Regions from separate parts of the Homo sapiens genome. Here region 1 is linked to region 2. A link is an interaction called in ENCODE POLR2A ChIA-PET data of the cell type or tissue named here. Cell type or tissue: OCI-LY7. All regions are shown on one strand. Links, peaks and the distances in the headings refer to the core of each region. The heading gives the core; the rest is flanking DNA.

Evidence for each region. Peaks named below come from ENCODE experiments on the same cell type or tissue, not always from the same donor. Only the 100,000 strongest peaks of a DNase experiment are listed, where the experiment ranks them.
Region 1: POLR2A ChIA-PET joins it to region 2 with 5 read pairs; 2 of 35 experiments call an interaction of 5 or more read pairs at or near these places.

What each region holds. Positions count from the first base shown.
Region 1 is chr6:90,167,169-90,175,514 of GRCh38, forward strand. The region is part of intron 4 of BACH2 (BACH transcriptional regulator 2); the gene reads right to left. Among named protein-coding and RNA genes, the nearest start is that of BACH2, 130 kb to the right of the region's middle. RefSeq lists an enhancer at 6,566-6,710 and a cis regulatory region at 6,638. In OCI-LY7, for the core only: no CTCF peak of the experiment used is centred there; no DNase peak of the experiment used is centred there.
Region 2 is chr6:90,374,726-90,383,071 of GRCh38, forward strand. No RefSeq gene overlaps it. Among named protein-coding and RNA genes, the nearest start is that of MIR4464, 66 kb to the left of the region's middle. In OCI-LY7, for the core only: CTCF peaks have their summits at 793 (motif pointing left), 7,227 (motif pointing left) and 8,050; DNase peaks (open chromatin) are centred at 1,146 and 2,156; H3K4me3 peaks cover 5,358 bases; H3K27ac peaks cover 7,487 bases.

The DNA of each region.
Region 1 (8,346 bases), core at 72-8,071, 210 kb before region 2:
TTTGTATCATTTGCCTCTTCCTCACAGAGGTAGAGTGAAGCTATGTGGTAGAGCATGGCTTTGCAAGGAGTAAAATGTTTTAAAAAACTAGTTAGTGAACCAAGGCTGGAGAAGTTTCCTTGCAAATGGTTTTCCTATTCCCTAGGTGGGTGTCATTTTGGATGTTGCTATCAGCTACCTCCTTTTTTCTTTTTCTTTTTTTTTGAGATGGAGTCTCGCTCTTGTTGCCCAGGCTGGAGTGCAATGGCATGATCTCAGCTCACTGCAACCTTTGCCTCCTGGGTTCAAGCAATTCTCCTGCTTCAGCCTCTCAAATAGCTGGGGATTACAGGCACCTGCCACCATGCCCAGGTAATTTTTTATATTTTTAGTAGAGACAGGGTTTTACCATGTTGTCCAGGCTGGTCTCAAACACCTGACCTCAAGTGATCCAAAATGCCTTGGCTTCCCAAAATGCTGGGGTTATAGGCATGAGCCACTGCGCCTGGCCTGCTATCAGCTACCTCTGACTTCAGCTGGAGCTTCATCTGTAAGGGCTCCCAGGCGCTCCTGGAAAGTACACATTTCCCCAGCTTTCATTCACTTTATTCAATGATTGAGAAAGAGAAACATGCTTGGCCAGTTCACAAATCTGAATTTAGATGTTTGGGAGTTCTCCAATGTTTCACTTCTTTTTGCTGAGGTAGGCTTGTAAACTTGGTTAAAAGAAACTGGTGTAACCTCTTTGAAAAGACAATTGGGCTCTCTCTCCCTGTATTTTACACATGGATGTAAAAGTCATTAAAAAGTACATATTCTTTGACCTAGAAAATCACTTTCTAGGAATCTAGCCTAAGGAATCACTGGCTATATAAACAAAGAGGATGTGCAAAGAGGCTGACCACACCGCTGATTATAAAAGTAAAGTAGGCCTGGTGCAGTGCTGCACGCCTGTAATCTCAGTACTTTGGGAGGCCAAGGTGGGAGAATCACTTGAGCCCAGGAGTTTGAGACCAGCCTGGGCAACATAGTGAGACCCCATCTCTACAAAAATAGAAAAATTAGTCAGGTGTGGTGGTGCCTATAGTCCCAGCTACATGGAAGCCTGAGGCCAGAGGACTGCTTGAGCCCAGGAGGCAGAGGATGCAGGGAGTCATGATCATGCCACTGTACTCCAGCCTGTGCAACAGGGCATAAAAGTGAAGTTTAACTAAACCTCTAACATTAAAGGATTGGTTAAAAAACATGGAAATTCAAACAATGGAAAACTATTCTGCCATTAAAATTTTAAAATAATGATCCACATATTATTGACATGCAAAGATTTCCACAATATATTGTTAACCCAAAGAAAACAATAGGTTTCAAAAATATGTGTGGTTGTATATAGGGGAAGGTCCGAAAGGATCTGTATTAGAGGTTCCCAAATGATTCTGGTAGCCCTTAGAGTCTCAGTAATTTTTCACAATGCCTCCAGGCCCAAACAAATACCTAATAGAGCTGTCTGTTAAGTAGTTAGATCCAAACAACATAATAACTATTTATGTCAGAATGATTTAGCAGCTGAAAAAAAAACACACATAAATGAAAACTACTATTTCCTTCTCAAGTAACTTTGTTATAACTTGTTTATAGAATGTATACACCTGTTGGGCACTGCATAACTTTAAATCTTGGAATCGCTGGACACCACTACCTTATTTCCTGTTCCACGCTGGTTTTCATGTGATACACTTTTTATCACTAAACACTCAGCAATCACTGAAAACTCGGTTTTGTAAAGATATGATGTCATCAAAAGGAATGTAGTGTGATCTAATGCTGAAACTGTGAACTATCTCCAGCTAATAGTTGGCAGAGTGTTGTACGATGTTTCCCTTAATGATGGAAAGTATCTGTGCCAACCCTAGAGCTGCACCCAGAATTTGCTGTGGTGCCCCAGAGCATCTTGGCACACAGTTTGGAGCTGCAGGTATATAACAAGATGTTAACAGTTGCTTTCTCTCAGGTTACTGGTGATTAAAAAAAAAAAAAAGATTTTCTGAACTTTTTCCCAATAAACATCTGTTATTTTTTACAATTAGAAAAACCACTAAAGTGATTTATGTATTTTTCAGAGTTCTTTATCTTTACAAGAAGATGGAGAGTCTCCCCAATTTTTTACTGTGAAGAAAAGTCTAAGCATAAACAACAGTAAAAATGGAGTCTTGGATGATGCCTTAATGATGAAAAACTCCCTCATGAATAACGTTCTGCAATAACTCCTCCTATTCTGACCCCCTCCCTGATACTTGCACAGGTTGGATCAATGAAGTCACTGGTGTCAGGACACTAACCCAGACATTCACCCCACTTCCTGCGGGTAGCCACTACAATTGTTTAATAATAGACTCTCTGTCCCTCAGCTGATGTGCTTGTAATAGAGCATGGTCATGCCCTTGTGGGAACTGAGCTATAAATGGTGCTTTGCTCTTGGTCTGCAGAGCTTTAGTCTCTGGATTAACGGTGCTCCTTTTAAAACAGTGCCTGCTGCTTTGCACCCTGGTGTACACTGCTGCCGTCTTTAAAGGTCTCCACTGCTCTCTTTGTTCCCTTCTGGTTACTTTTGCCCTGTTTGTCAGTTTTTGCACTAAAGAAATGAATGGGCTTTTATACCTTCACCAATTGGGACTTTCAGAACCAGCCTAGTGAGTTAAGTCTAACAGATATTTAGCCCCCTTTGATAGTCAGTTGTTGCTGGATATTTTGTTTGTTTTTGCCTTTGTGGGAATTGGTGGGCAGAAAAAAACATTTTCCAGTTTCATGCTATTTTTAAAACCTGAGGATTTTTTACAAGTTTTGGCATCGTATAGTTGAAGTTCTATTGTGATCAATATTTCTATTCATTTACTTTCTTACTAAACAAGTGTCCAAGGAATTATAAAACACTTTTTTTTTCTAATTTAGAAACTTCTACAAATGTATACATCAATTGCAACTTAACCTTTACAAGTTTAGGAATAATGCTGTAGTAGAATATTTAAAGGAACTTTCTGCATAAACTTCAGTTAATATAGGTCTTACTTTTAAAATATCTTCTTTAAAAAATAAATAATATTGCTTACTATTGGGATAAAATTATTTTAAAAAGAATAATGAGAACAGCTCCCAATTCTCCTTTACCTGCCCCAGGGTTCCCTCAGCACTTATCACCTTTTCAACATACTATACACTTTACCTATTTATCTTGTTAACTGTCCATCTCCTCCAACCAGAATGTAAGCTCAGTAGGAGCAAGAATTTTTGTCTGCTTTAATCACTGATACATCTTGTCTCCAGCACCTAAAATGTAGGGGCTCAACAAGTATTTGTTGAAAAGTCAGTAAATGAGTGACTGATTCTTAAAGACCTTTTTGTAACTCCATTTTAGAAGACCAAAGAAAAAAAGACAAAATCTTGAACATTAATATTTATACAAACCAAATACTACTTTTTGTAGGTAAAATATGATTCTATTGTGATGTAAAGTTACCTTTTTGACTGTAGTGAAATCCATGAATGGCAAGGATCTAACTAATTTACTATTGCTCCTCTTCCAGGAAATGTTTCAACTTTCAAATAAAGAGGACTTCTGATTGTCAAGCATGGCAAATTCATGTGGAATGCCTAAAAATGCTGAGTACTAAAAATATTTTTAAAGATATGGCTAAGCAGCAAGAAAGTAACAGCAATTGTTAAAAGTTGAAAATGACAAGGAAATTAGAACCTAGAGAAGTAAGTAGGTAAGTCCTGCATAAGTCAATCCCTGATGGGGATATTAAGAGACAAAGGGACAGCCTAATGTCCACACAGGAAGGTCAAAGCCAATACCCTTGAAAGATGAAATCCTCAGTGGGTAAATTAAAAAAAAAAAAAATCTTCCCAGAAATAGAAGACAGAATAAGTCTTGGTGATGGGAGAGGAGAAAAAAGAAGAAAATTTCCTCAAAAAATACAAAGCCCAGGCTGGGTGCAGTGGCTCACGCCTGTAATCCCAGCACTTTGGGAGGCCGAGACAGGAGGATCACTTGAGGTCAGAAGTTTGAGACCAGCCTGGCCAACATGATGAAACCCCGTCTCTACTAAAAATACAAAAAAATTAGCCAGGTGTGGTAGTGTGCACCCGTAGTCTCAGCTAGTTGGGAGGCCAAGCTAGGAGAATCGCTTGAACCCAGGAGGTGGAGGTTGCAGCGAGCTGAAATCTCACCACTGCACTCCAGCCTGGGTGACAAAGTGAGACTCTTGTCTCAAGAAGAAAAAAAAAAACAAAACCCCACAAAAAAACAAAAACAAAGCCCAGAAATTACATATCCATGTGCCCTTTCCAAATCCAAATAGGGTAAAAAGTCCTGAGTTGGAAATGACTACAAACACATAGCAGAAGCAAATACAAAGCCTCTCTAGAATAATGAATATTAAATCTAAGTTTCAAGAGATTTTCATAAGAATTCCAAGTAATTAAGTTCACAATCAAAAATCACAAAACAAAGAATCAAGCTGTCATGAACATGAATGAGAAAAAACAAAACTGCAGAATGAAATCATCAAAGGCTTTAGCTATTGAATGTATTGAACACAGATATAAAATAGATGTGTTTAACATTTTTAAAAAAGTAAACAGGATCTTAAAATATGAACAAGGAAGATTTCAAAAATGACTAGGCAGATTTAAGAAACAGCCAAAAATAACTTCTAGAAATGAAAATATAATAATTATATTTAGAGACTCACATGAGTAAGTCCAATACCAAAATAGATGCAGCTGAAGTAGGAATGAGTGATTTGGTAAACAGATATAAAGAAATTGTACATAAACTTATACAAAAATGAAAAATATAATCTTACGTTTAAGAAATTATATGGCCGGGCACAGTGGCTCACGCCTGTAATTCCAGCACTTTGGGAGGCCAAGGCAGGTGGATCACGAGGTCAGTAGTTCGAGACCAGCCTGACCAAAATGGGCAAACCCCACCTCTACTAAAAATACAAAAATTAGCTGGGCGTGGTGGCATGCGCCTGTAATCCCAGCTACTCGGAAGGCTGGGGCAGGAGAATTGCTTGAACCTGGGAAGCAAAGGTTGCAGTGAGCCGAGATCATGCCATTGCACTACAGCCCGGGTGACAGAGCAAGACTCCATCTCAAAAAAAAAAAAAAAAAAGACATTATACATAACATACAGAAGGAAAATATAAAAGAAATATTTAGAGATGTAAAGGGCAGAATGTGAAGGAAAAAACAGACAATGTGGGAAAGGCAGCATTCAAAATAATTTTTTTTTCTGAGATTTTTCAGAACTAGTAATCATCAAATTCAGAAAGCCAAATGCATCCCAAGGATGTTAAATAAAAGAAATGCCCACCCAGACAAAGCCTGGTAAAACTGTAGAAGACCATCATAAAAAAAGCTCTGGGGGAAATCTGGGGAAAATGTCTTTAAAACACTGAAAGAAAATAATACTGAATATGTAAGTGTATACCTAGCAAAACTACCTTTCATAAATAAAGCATGAATAGAAGGTATTTTCAATCAAACAAAAAATAAGAAAGTTTACTTCCAAAAACATTCATTAAAGGTACTTCTAAAGGACATGCTTCAGAAAACAGCGATGATCTGAGAAGAAGAAATGGTGAGAAAAGAAAATAGTAAATACATGACTATGTTTAAATAGAGTATAAAAAACAGCTGCTACTGTATACAAATTGTAATAATGTGTAATATAAAAAATAATATAAAACTATAAACCAAATAACCATGGCATGTTAGGCTGAAAAAGAATGATCCAAATTAAAGAACTCTAAGGTTACTGAACTGTTTGAGAAAAGAATGAATACTGTTTAGTGTAACACTTTATTAAGTTACATAGGATGCCAACATCTCTAGGGTAAGCGTGGAAAAAAGAGAATGGTGTGTACAACTGTTAAATTAGTAGAAGAAAAACCATGGAACTATATTTAAAAAAAAAAACAAAAGCAAAATCCAAATGAAGGCAATAAAGAAAAAATAAGGCTCAGGAAAAGCAGGACAAATAGCAAAAAATAATATGGTCAAAATGAATATAAATGCATTAGTGCAATCAATAATTAGTGTAATCTGCTAAACAACATACATCAACTGAATATTTTACTTAAAAGACAATGACTGATTGAATTAAAAAATAGACAACATATGTCCACACAGACTTGCATGTGAATGTTCATAGCAACTTTATCCACAATAGTTGAAAAAACTGGAAATGACCCAAATATCCATCAACTTGTGAATAGCTAAAAAACAAACAAACGAAAAACCTGTGGTATATCCATACAGTGAAATTATACTGAAAAAATATAAAGGAATGAAACTCTGATATGTGTAACAGCATAAATGAATCTCAAAGGCATTATACTAAGTGAAAGAAGCCAAACACAAAAGTCTACTTACTGTATGATTTCATTTGTATGACTTTCTGGAAAAGACAAAATAACATAGTGATAAAAAATAGATCAGTAGTTTCCTAATGCCAGACGTGAGGGAAGGAAACTGATAGCAAAAAAGCATGAGGAACTTTCTGGTGTGACGGAAATATCTATAGCTTTATTGTGGTAGTGGTTACATGACTATACACACCTGCCAAAATTCATCAAACTGTACACTTAAAATATGTGAGTTTGATCATATGAAAATTATACCTTAATAAAGCTAGTAAAAAGACAAATTCCAATTATGTGATTTACAAAGCACAAATCTAAAGCCTTTTGTGTCTTTGAATAAAGGAGGCTGGGGGAAGAACTGCGTAGGCAAATAATAACCCAGAAATCTGGTGTAGCTAAATTAAACCCATACACAGTTAATTTTAGGCAAAGAGATAAAAAGGGCCATCACATATTAATAGAAATATTTAATTCCCTGGGAAGATATAATATGTTCCTAATAATGTATCTTCAAAAATATATAAACCCAAAAATAAAAGAACCTCAAGGAGAAACTAACCATAAGACAGTCTCATTTATGAACATAAATGCAAAAATCCTGAACAAAATATTAGTAATTCAAATCTAATAATTTCCAAAGAAAAATAATGTGTCTAAATTTGGGTTATTCCATAATTCAAGGTTGCTTCAATATCAATCAGTGTTATTCACTAGATGAAAGAAGAAAATATATGATTATCTCAAAGAATATAGAAAAAGCATTCAATAAAATACAACATTCATCATTCATGATTAAAACAAAGAATAGAAAGAAACTTCCTGAACTGGATAAAGGATATCACAAAGCAACCCTATAACAAATACCATACTTTATAATATAAATGAAAAGTTAAAGTTTTATCTATCACTATTTTAATTTAACATTGGAGATTCTTGCCAGTTCAGTAAGACAAGAAAAAAGAATTAACATTTTATGGGTTGGAAAGGGAAAAAAAACTATCATTACTTGTAAATGATATAAAGAATCTACAAATTACTTTTATTAATAAGGAAGCCAATAAGGTTTCCATATACATGATAAAATGTAGGACCCTTTGACAGTGGCATGGCTAAATAAACTACAGTAAAATAAACACAATAAAATATTCTATAGCAATGAAAATGAATGAACTAAAGTTACACAGGTCAACCTGGATAAAACTCAGAACATTGTGTTTTGTGGGGAGCAAGTCACAAAATAATCAGTATGATTCTATTACATAAAAGCTAAAATGAGATAGTATATTGCTTTGGGATATATATATGGTAAAATTATATGTGGTACATATGTAGTAAAACTAAAAAAAAAAAAGCAAACAAACAAGACAGTAAGTAACTCAAAATCCAGGAAAGTAGTTGGGGAGAGGAGAAAACAATAGGAGAGAGGTACATAAGGGTTTCAGTAGCAATGATAATGTTCTTCAGATGAGTAGCAGAAATGTGGATGTTTTCTTTATTTAATCCTTTAAAGTGTATCTACATGTTATATATTCCCTTCCACATGTATGATATACTTCATAATCTAAAGAAGTAAATGAACCTGAGTGAACTTTGTTAGAAATGCATTTTAAAGTCAATGTTACTTCAAGTTGGAAAACACAGGCATTTAGGAAGTTCTTTTTCTATATCTAAGTTTTGAAATTAATATTTATTATTTTTTCTTATTCCTTATTCTAGGAAAGTTGAGAGTTCTCATTTATACAATGGTTTTCCTATTACACTGAAATCATAAGAAACTCTCTTGGTAGGTTTTAAAGGTAAATTATACAACCATTTTGTTTTCACAACTGCCTGTATAAGACAGAAGAAAAACAACAAATGAACAATTAACTGGTAAGGAAAGAATATTAACTAATAAGAAATGTCAAAAAGGCTTGACTTCTCATATTAAAAACAACTT
Region 2 (8,346 bases), core at 70-8,069:
TAATAGTGTTATTCAGATCCTCTACATCTTTACAGATATTTTGTCTAGTTTTTCTGTCAATTGCTATGGGAGGGGAGTAAAATCTCTAACTGTGATTGTAAATTGTCTAGATTGTCAATTTTTACTTTGTGTATTTTGAAGCTGTTATTAGGTACATATACATCTGTAATTGTCATGTTTTTTGTGATTATGAGAAGCCCCTCTTTTCCTCTGGCAAAACTCTGTAATGAAGTCTGCTTTATCTGATATTATGAAAGCCACTCCAGCCTTCCTATATAGACTGTTTGCATAACGTATCTTTTTTCCATCCAATTGATTTCAACTGATTGGAATCTTTACATTTAAAGTGTATCTCTTATAGGAAATGTATTAGTTTTGAATTTTGCTCTGTGTCCACTCTGACAATTTCTTCCTTTTTGTTAAAAGTGTTTAGTCCACTTACATTTAACGTAATTGTTGATATGATTGAATTCAGGCCTACCACTTTCTTGTTCACTTTCTATTTGTCCCAAGTGACATTTATTATGTGCTGTTAAGAAAAGTTATCTAAAGCTTGGAAATAAGGAAAGATGATTGTGTGCCTCTCAAAGTCAGCCTAGAGCATTGTCTAACAAGCCCACCTAAGACTCAGCTGAAGGCCAGAGGAAGATAATTTTGACTTACTATTTACTATTAAGGAAACTAATGCACAGAAAGGCTAGTTAACTTGCTCAAGGTCACCCAGTAGTAAGCATTAGAGTTTGAATTGAGAAGCCAAAGCCGATATATTTGATCACTTTACCTTACTGCCTCCCACTGGTAATTGCCTTATCATTGAGCTTATTATGGATTAGTATGAGAGGAAGTTGGGAGAGCTATTGCTGCCTGTTGCTAGCTCTGGTCCTGCAGATGGCATTTTCCGTTAAAGGGAAAGGCAGCTGTGCAGAACCTCAAGGTGCACGTGAACTAAGCCCAGGGGTCCCGGGTCAGTGAGGCTCAGCCCAAATGCATTGGGAACCAAACTCACACATGGGTGTTTGCTCACTCTGTTGATCAGGATCCCCTCGTGTGTACCGCTGCTTAACACATGATTAAGCGCATGTAAAAGAAATGCTGTTTTCAGGAAATAATTGCTGAGCATTCTGGTGACGTATATTTGTTCTTCTATTTTGATAGGAGAGTGGGGCTGAGGTGGGGGGAAGGAGAAGTGTGACCAACCAGGGAAACACACTGATGTAGCAAATGTTAGTGATGTTTTAGTACTTCCTCATGAAGCAGTGTGACCTCCTGCCACCCAGACAGGCTCACTCTTCAGATTTTCCTTGCTCACTAGCCACAGCTGTTTGTTGTTTTCTTAAATGTTAAGCTTTTTATAGCTCTTCAGTTGCTTATAAAAAGTACCAGTTATTCAGGCCATACAAGAACTGGCTCTGTGCTGGTCTAATGAGCAGTGAGAACACTGGAGGCATATTTTTGTTGCTTCTATTTTCTCACTACTTCCCCTTCCCCCAGTCTCACAAATTTCCCCTTTGGACTTAAATGACTCCAGAATCTTGGAATTTACTAAAAAGGCGAACCACCAATTGGTCTTTGCTGTTCAAGAAAAATTCATCACTGACTCACCTCCCTCCCAGTTCTTGGCTCTCCACGGCTGTGTGAAGAGTAGATCAACGGGTGGGGCCTTGTGTCACAAATCACGGCTGCTCCTAGGGGTCCAGGGTTGGGGGAGCACTCCAACCTGTACAGATGCACCTGTGATCTCTACAGAAGAGAAGTCTCATCTTTGCCCCCGAGGAGAAAAGAGCCCAGGACTTGGAGTGCCTTCGCTGAATAGGTAGGAACTTTCCAGTTTGCATCCTCTGTGAAAAGCAATTAGGACCAGCTCCAGAAGGGATCTGATAGAATCAGAAGGAAGAAGTCAGAAGCCACAGTCAAGAACGCAAACAGAATTGGTATATTTGAAGGAATCAGTCTCCCTTGTGCTGGGAGGCCTTCACAGTGTCATCTGTGGGTTGTACACACATTCTACAATGACTTCCCATGATAAACATAAAACTCTCGGGGAAAACGTTGTGATCTTAGTGCAAGAGGATATCATTAAACACAACATGGAAAAAATCCTGTTAGGAGAGCCATGGCTGAGAAAATCTGTATGTGTGTTCTAGCATGGAGTTTCACCATGTATGAGCTCCAGACCTTGGGGGCACTTGGACTGATTACAAGGGTCCTAGCATTTGGAAATGATTTAATGAATAACCATCTGACACATATGTGTTCTATTTTCCACAAGAATGTAGATACTGAAATGATTATTAAAATATTAATTTAAATGCAATATTGAATTATTAGTGTTTTTTAAAAGTTTTTGATTTTTAAAATTTTTATTATTTTTTTAACCTTACTGTATAGCTGTAGAATAGGAGCTGCTGCTTCAAAAGCCATTGGCCTCATGTCCAGGATGTCATAAAGAAACTCCTTAGGAGCCACTGGCCAACTATTTGGGTTGAAGAGGGTCAAATTATGGGGTTTGTTTTCGGGAAACCTTATCCTCAGCCTTGTTTTCTTGGTGCTTGCTCTTGTTAGAAAGGAGGACAACTTACCTAGCATATTACATGGGATGATTTTGCAGAACGAATCCTCGTTAAACATGTTTTGAGATGGAAAATAGACATTTTCCAAGTGTCGGGCTTGTAAAAGGCCTATTTATCAGAGTGAATTGTGTATGTTTTTAGCTCAGAGGCTTTGATATGTACCTATTGCAATTCTGTGCTTTTAAGTGTCCATATAATAATAACAATGACTAATGTTTATTGAGCATTTATTACATGCCAGACACTATTCTAAACACTTAACATGTGTTATCTCAACAAATTTTCAAGTTTTCATGGTAGCTATTATTTTTTTCTTTTCTTTTCTCCTTCCTTCCTTCCTTCCTCCCTCCCTCCCCTCCTCCTCCTCCTTCTTCTTCTCTTCCTCCTCCTCCTCTTCTCCTTCTCCTTCCCCTTCCCCTTCTTCTTTTTTCTTTTTTTCTTTTCTTTTCTCTTCTCCTCTCTTCTCTTTTCTTTCTTTCTTTCTTTCTTTCTTTCTTTCTTTCTTTCTTTCTTTCTCCTTCCTTCCTTCCTTCCTTCCTTCCTTCCTTCCTTCCTTCCTTCTCACTTAACATGTGTTAAACTCAACAAGTTTTCCTGGTAGCTATTATTATTTTCTCTTGCTTGCTTGTTTGCTTGCTTTCTTCTTTCTTCTTCTTCTTCTTTTTTTTTTTTTTTTCCAGACTCTCCCCTCTGTCTCCCAGGCTGGAGTGCAGTGGTGTGATCTCAGCTCACTGCAACCTCTGCCTCCTAGGTTCAAGGGATTCGCCTGCCTCAGCCTCCCAGGTAGCTGGGATTACAGGCACCCCCTACGACACCCGGCTAATTTTTGTATTTGTAGTAGAGACAGGGCTTCACCACATTGGCCAGGCTGATATTGAACTCCTGAACTCAAGTGATCTGCCCACCTTGGCCTCCCAAAGTGTTGGGATTACAGGTGTGAACCACCGTGCCCAGCCTATTAATTTCATTTTATACACCAAGATATTGAGACTCAGAGAACTCAATATGTCACCCTGGCTTACATGCCCACATGTAACAGAGCCAGGATTTGAATCTACACTGTCCAACTTTGGAGCCAGCACTTTTAACCACTGTGCTATATTCTCTTTATGTTCAATGTCTGACCCAAACTAGAATTTTTTGTATTATGAATTAGCATTAAGGGGTTATCCTTCCCATCATTTAATTTAGGATTTAGATGTCTATTCTCATTTGAAAATTATTCCATTATGTTGACTATATATATATATACACACACACACACACACACACACACACACACACACACACACACACATATATAGACTATCAAATATATAACATTGTGGAAATTCACATGTACCAGTTTTAATTTTAGCCATTAATTAAATGAATTCTATTTAATAAAACCTTTCACTTCTTCCCCAAGGACATTGTCTCAGGGGCTCTGTGGAATAAATGTGAGAGTTTATACTTTCTTTTCTTGGCCTCAGTTCACCAATCTTTGAAGCGGGGCCACCTTTACTCTAAAACCATTAATTTTTCTTAATTAAAGAAGATATACAAATGGCCAATAGGTACATTAAAAATACTTACATCACTAGTTATTAGGAAAATGAAAACAACAAAACACCACTACACATACACTAGATGGCTAAAATTAAAGTCACTGACAACACCATGTGTTGGTGAAAATGTAAAGCAACTAAAACTCTCATCTGCTGCTGATGGAAATGCAAAATGACACAGCCACTTTCAGAAAAACAGTTTGGCAATTTCTTATAAAGTTAAATATACAGTTACCATATGACTTGCCAATCCTATTTACCCATGAGAAATGAAAAGCTATGTCTACACAAAGACCTATACCTGAATGTTTATAGAAATTTTATTTGAAATAGTCCCAAACTGAATGCAACCCAAATGTCCATCAGCTAGTAAATGGATAAGCTAATTATGATATATCCATACAATAAAGTATTATTTAACAATAAAAAGGAACTGATAGGAACCAATGAACGAATCTCAAAGGCAAGGTGCTAAGTGAAAGAAGCTGAAGAAAAAATCATATACCTACTATATGATTTCATTTATATGAAATCTAGACAAGGCAAAATTATAGTGACATAAAGCAGATCTGTGGTTGTCAGGGAGGTGGTCTTGGGATGCAATGGAGACTGGCCATAAAAGAGCATGAGGAAAGATTTGGAAATGATGGAAATGTTCTATAACTTGGTTATGGTATACACTTGTCAAAGCTTAACGAGCAGCACACTTTAAATTACACCTCAGTAAAGCTGATTAGAAAAAATATATGTGATTCAGCTGTATATGAGACAATTCAATTTTTATAACTCTAGGTTTGGCTTCCATTGAGGTCGGCCTAACTTATTTCCCCAAATATTTAACACAGTTTGTGATTTAAAATGTTTTTTTATCTGTTATCTTAAAACTGAAGTTACTTCTTCAACTGGAAAAAAATAAGTTTTTTGAATTTGTTGTATAACAAATATTTGATGCAAAAAGAAAAATTGAAATAAATTTATTCATAATCAAGATAACCCCATAACCATTTATTCGATGGTTGTACAGCTCTCTGTGTCAGTTCAGTTCGTCTTTATACTTGTTGATCCACTGTCATACTGGATCAACTGTCTTGTGAAGACTTTATATTTAGAGTATTGGAATTTTTGTGGTCCTGTGTGACATACTGGTTGTCATATGAGTCCCCTAACACCAGAAGAAATTCTCCATGTAGAACAGAGGCTGAAGCTGAACTCCTCCTGAGTATGGCTTAAGGCTCAGTTTAATTATATGGAATCAGTTGATGGTTTGAGGAAAAAAATAGTTATCCAGTTTATTCTGTAATTTTGCTTTGAAAACCAATTAAATAGTATTTTTTCCAATCACCATATTTCCTCAGAGATATGAATAGATATCTACTCACCATCTCCTTCAGTCAAATATATTTATTAGGAGTTTATTTTAAGCCAGGCATTACGCTAGGTACTCTAGGAGATACAGAGCTGCTTAAGCTATCATGATCCTTGTCCTAGTTGGTTAAAATTCTACACTTGGAAATTTGCTCAAGTGCCTATACAACACATACAGTTGTCCTTCGGCATCTGTGGGGGATTCGTTCCAGGACCCCTCTGGATACCAAAATCCAGGGATGCTCAAGTCCATTATATAAAGTGGTATTGTATTTGCATGTAACCCATGCACATTCTCCCATAGGCTTTAAATAATCTCTAGATTACTTATAATACCGAGTACAATATAAATTCTATATACTTATATAGAATATATGTAATACATTATTATATATACAATATTATAATACCTAATGCAATATAAATTCTATATAAATAGTTATATAGTTTTTATTTGTATTATTTTGCCTTATTATATTGTTTTAAAAACATTTTTGATCCACAGTTGGTTGAAACCATGAATGTGAAACCCGTGGATACAGAGAGCTGTACACAAATCTGCTTTGGCTATTTCAGGTGTAGGACTCAGAGACATATTCTGAAGTTGGAATATTTAAAAGTGACTGTGGGATGCTAGAAAGGGCATGACCCTTAAGATAGGACTCTCACCAGCACTTCCTTCATACCTGAAATGGCACCTCTGGAGGAATATTGTGTTAAGCTGTCTCCTCTCCTGCCAGCTGTTAGTCAAAGGCAAGTATCCCTGGAGAGAGTGACATATTAAATTCCAAATTCCTCAATATTATTTAGGACTTTCAGATTTTATGTTTGGTGATAGAGGTAATACTTGTTACTCCTCTATTGAGGGGCAACCTTTATCAACTTACATTTTTTGCTTAATGCTAGCCCCAGAAAGGCTTGCAGACTGTCCAGTGATAGCTAAGGATGGATACATACAGAATGAAGTTGCTACTCAAAGTGGTGTCACTAACCCAGTATTAGATCATCTGGGAGCTTGTGAGAAATGCCAGATTTCAATACCTACCCCCATATCAATGGAATCTGCATTTGAACAAGAGCTCCAAGCATCTAGTCCAACATCAGAATGTTTCTTCCAGTCAGTGCTGAGGCTTTTCTGTTTCCCCTTGCCTACTAGTAGTATGAACATTTGAAGGTCCAATTCCTTCTGCTGGAGTCTTTTGCGATATATTGAAGGTCAGGTATCTGATTCCTTCTGCCAGGAAGAGCCCTTGAACTATTTAACAGATTTCTTCCAAGATCTCTTCTAATGTTTACTTACCTCTTGCAGTTCAATAATCATCTTTCTAAGTAAGAGGAAGAAATTGCAGGTATCTGAAAAGCTTATGCACACAGTCAAAGGGGGCTCAGATTATAAGAGCCTGCTCTGCAACACACTTTATTCAATAAATGTTAAATGAAAATAATAAATGCCCTTCCTCTTGGCTTGGAAATGGCTTTTACATGGCCCTGGTACAAATACATTTTGTAAACCCTTCAAAGTACCTGTTGTTTCCTTCCTACCCAGCTCCTTTATGGATGACTGTATTAACTTACCGAGGTGTGCATGGATTACTTTAATGATTGAGTCTACTTCTTCCAAGCTCTGGCTGATGTCTAAGAATAGACCTTTCTCCTTTGCACAGAGAACACAATTGAGGTGCAAACTGACTAGTGTCCTAAAATAGTACCCACTCCCCCTCCATTCTTTCAGGAGCTCCTTGTCCACAGAGGTAGCCTGTGCCCCCTGCTGTAAGAAACCACTCAGAAGTTGGAGAAAATAGAGAAGGTGTGAGGAGTCAACCCTGGAGAAGTCATCTGACCTCTCTGAGCCTTAGTTTTCCGACCTGTAAAAGGAAAGAATTGGACCAGATAATGTTTGAGCTCTCTTGGAATAGTATGAACATTTTAAACCAGGGAAAAGGAGACTGGGAGTTAGCCTGTGGAACCATGGCATTTTAGAAATGTCAGATTTCAATACCTGCCCCCAGATCAATGGAATCTACATTTGAACAAGAGCCCCAAGCATCTATGCTAACATCAAAATGTTTCTTCCAGTCCTGAGGCTTTTCTGCTTCTCCTTGCCTACTGGTAGTATGAACATTGGAAGGTTTATGACATTTTATAAAGCCATTTCATATTCATTCCCCTGTGCAATCATCAGAACTCCAAAGTAGTGCTCCTATTGTACAGATGAAGAAACTGAGACCCAGAGAGGGTAAGTGACTTCCTCAGTGGCATCCAACTCAGATGCTAGAACCTGGACTCAGGACTTGAACCCAGACACCCTGACTTCACCTGGGAGTCCTCCCACTACATCTCAGCTGTCACTGAGAGGCCATTTGCTTTGTTTAATAATGTTCTTTAAGGCTGTGCAAAGGTCAACATTCAAAATCTATCTGTTGCTATAAGTAGGCTAAAAGAAACGAACTTAAAAATAGTCTCATGCAGGTATACAGCAGCAGAAAATAATACAACAAATGTGATTTCTATTTGGATTATACACCCTGGGGGGCAAAGTGCTATTCTAAACATTGCCTCTTGAGGGTCAAATGTCCCTGCATAAGGTAGACAGAGGCAAGTACTGTTAACACCATTTCAAAGAGAGGAAAACGGGGGCAGAACAATTAAATGGGCTTCCTAAGATTTCTCAGTCAGACACGAACTATAATTCCAGATGCCCAACATTTCTGTGGTCTTTTCCGCTAACTCACTGCTGATTGTGTGCGCAGCCACTATGCTCCACGTTCTCCTGCCCAGGAGGTGCTGTCCCTATCTGGTGGCCCCAGAAACTAGGGGTAGGGGTGAGGGTGGGGAGTTTGTAAGGAAACAACTGAAGTGCAGAA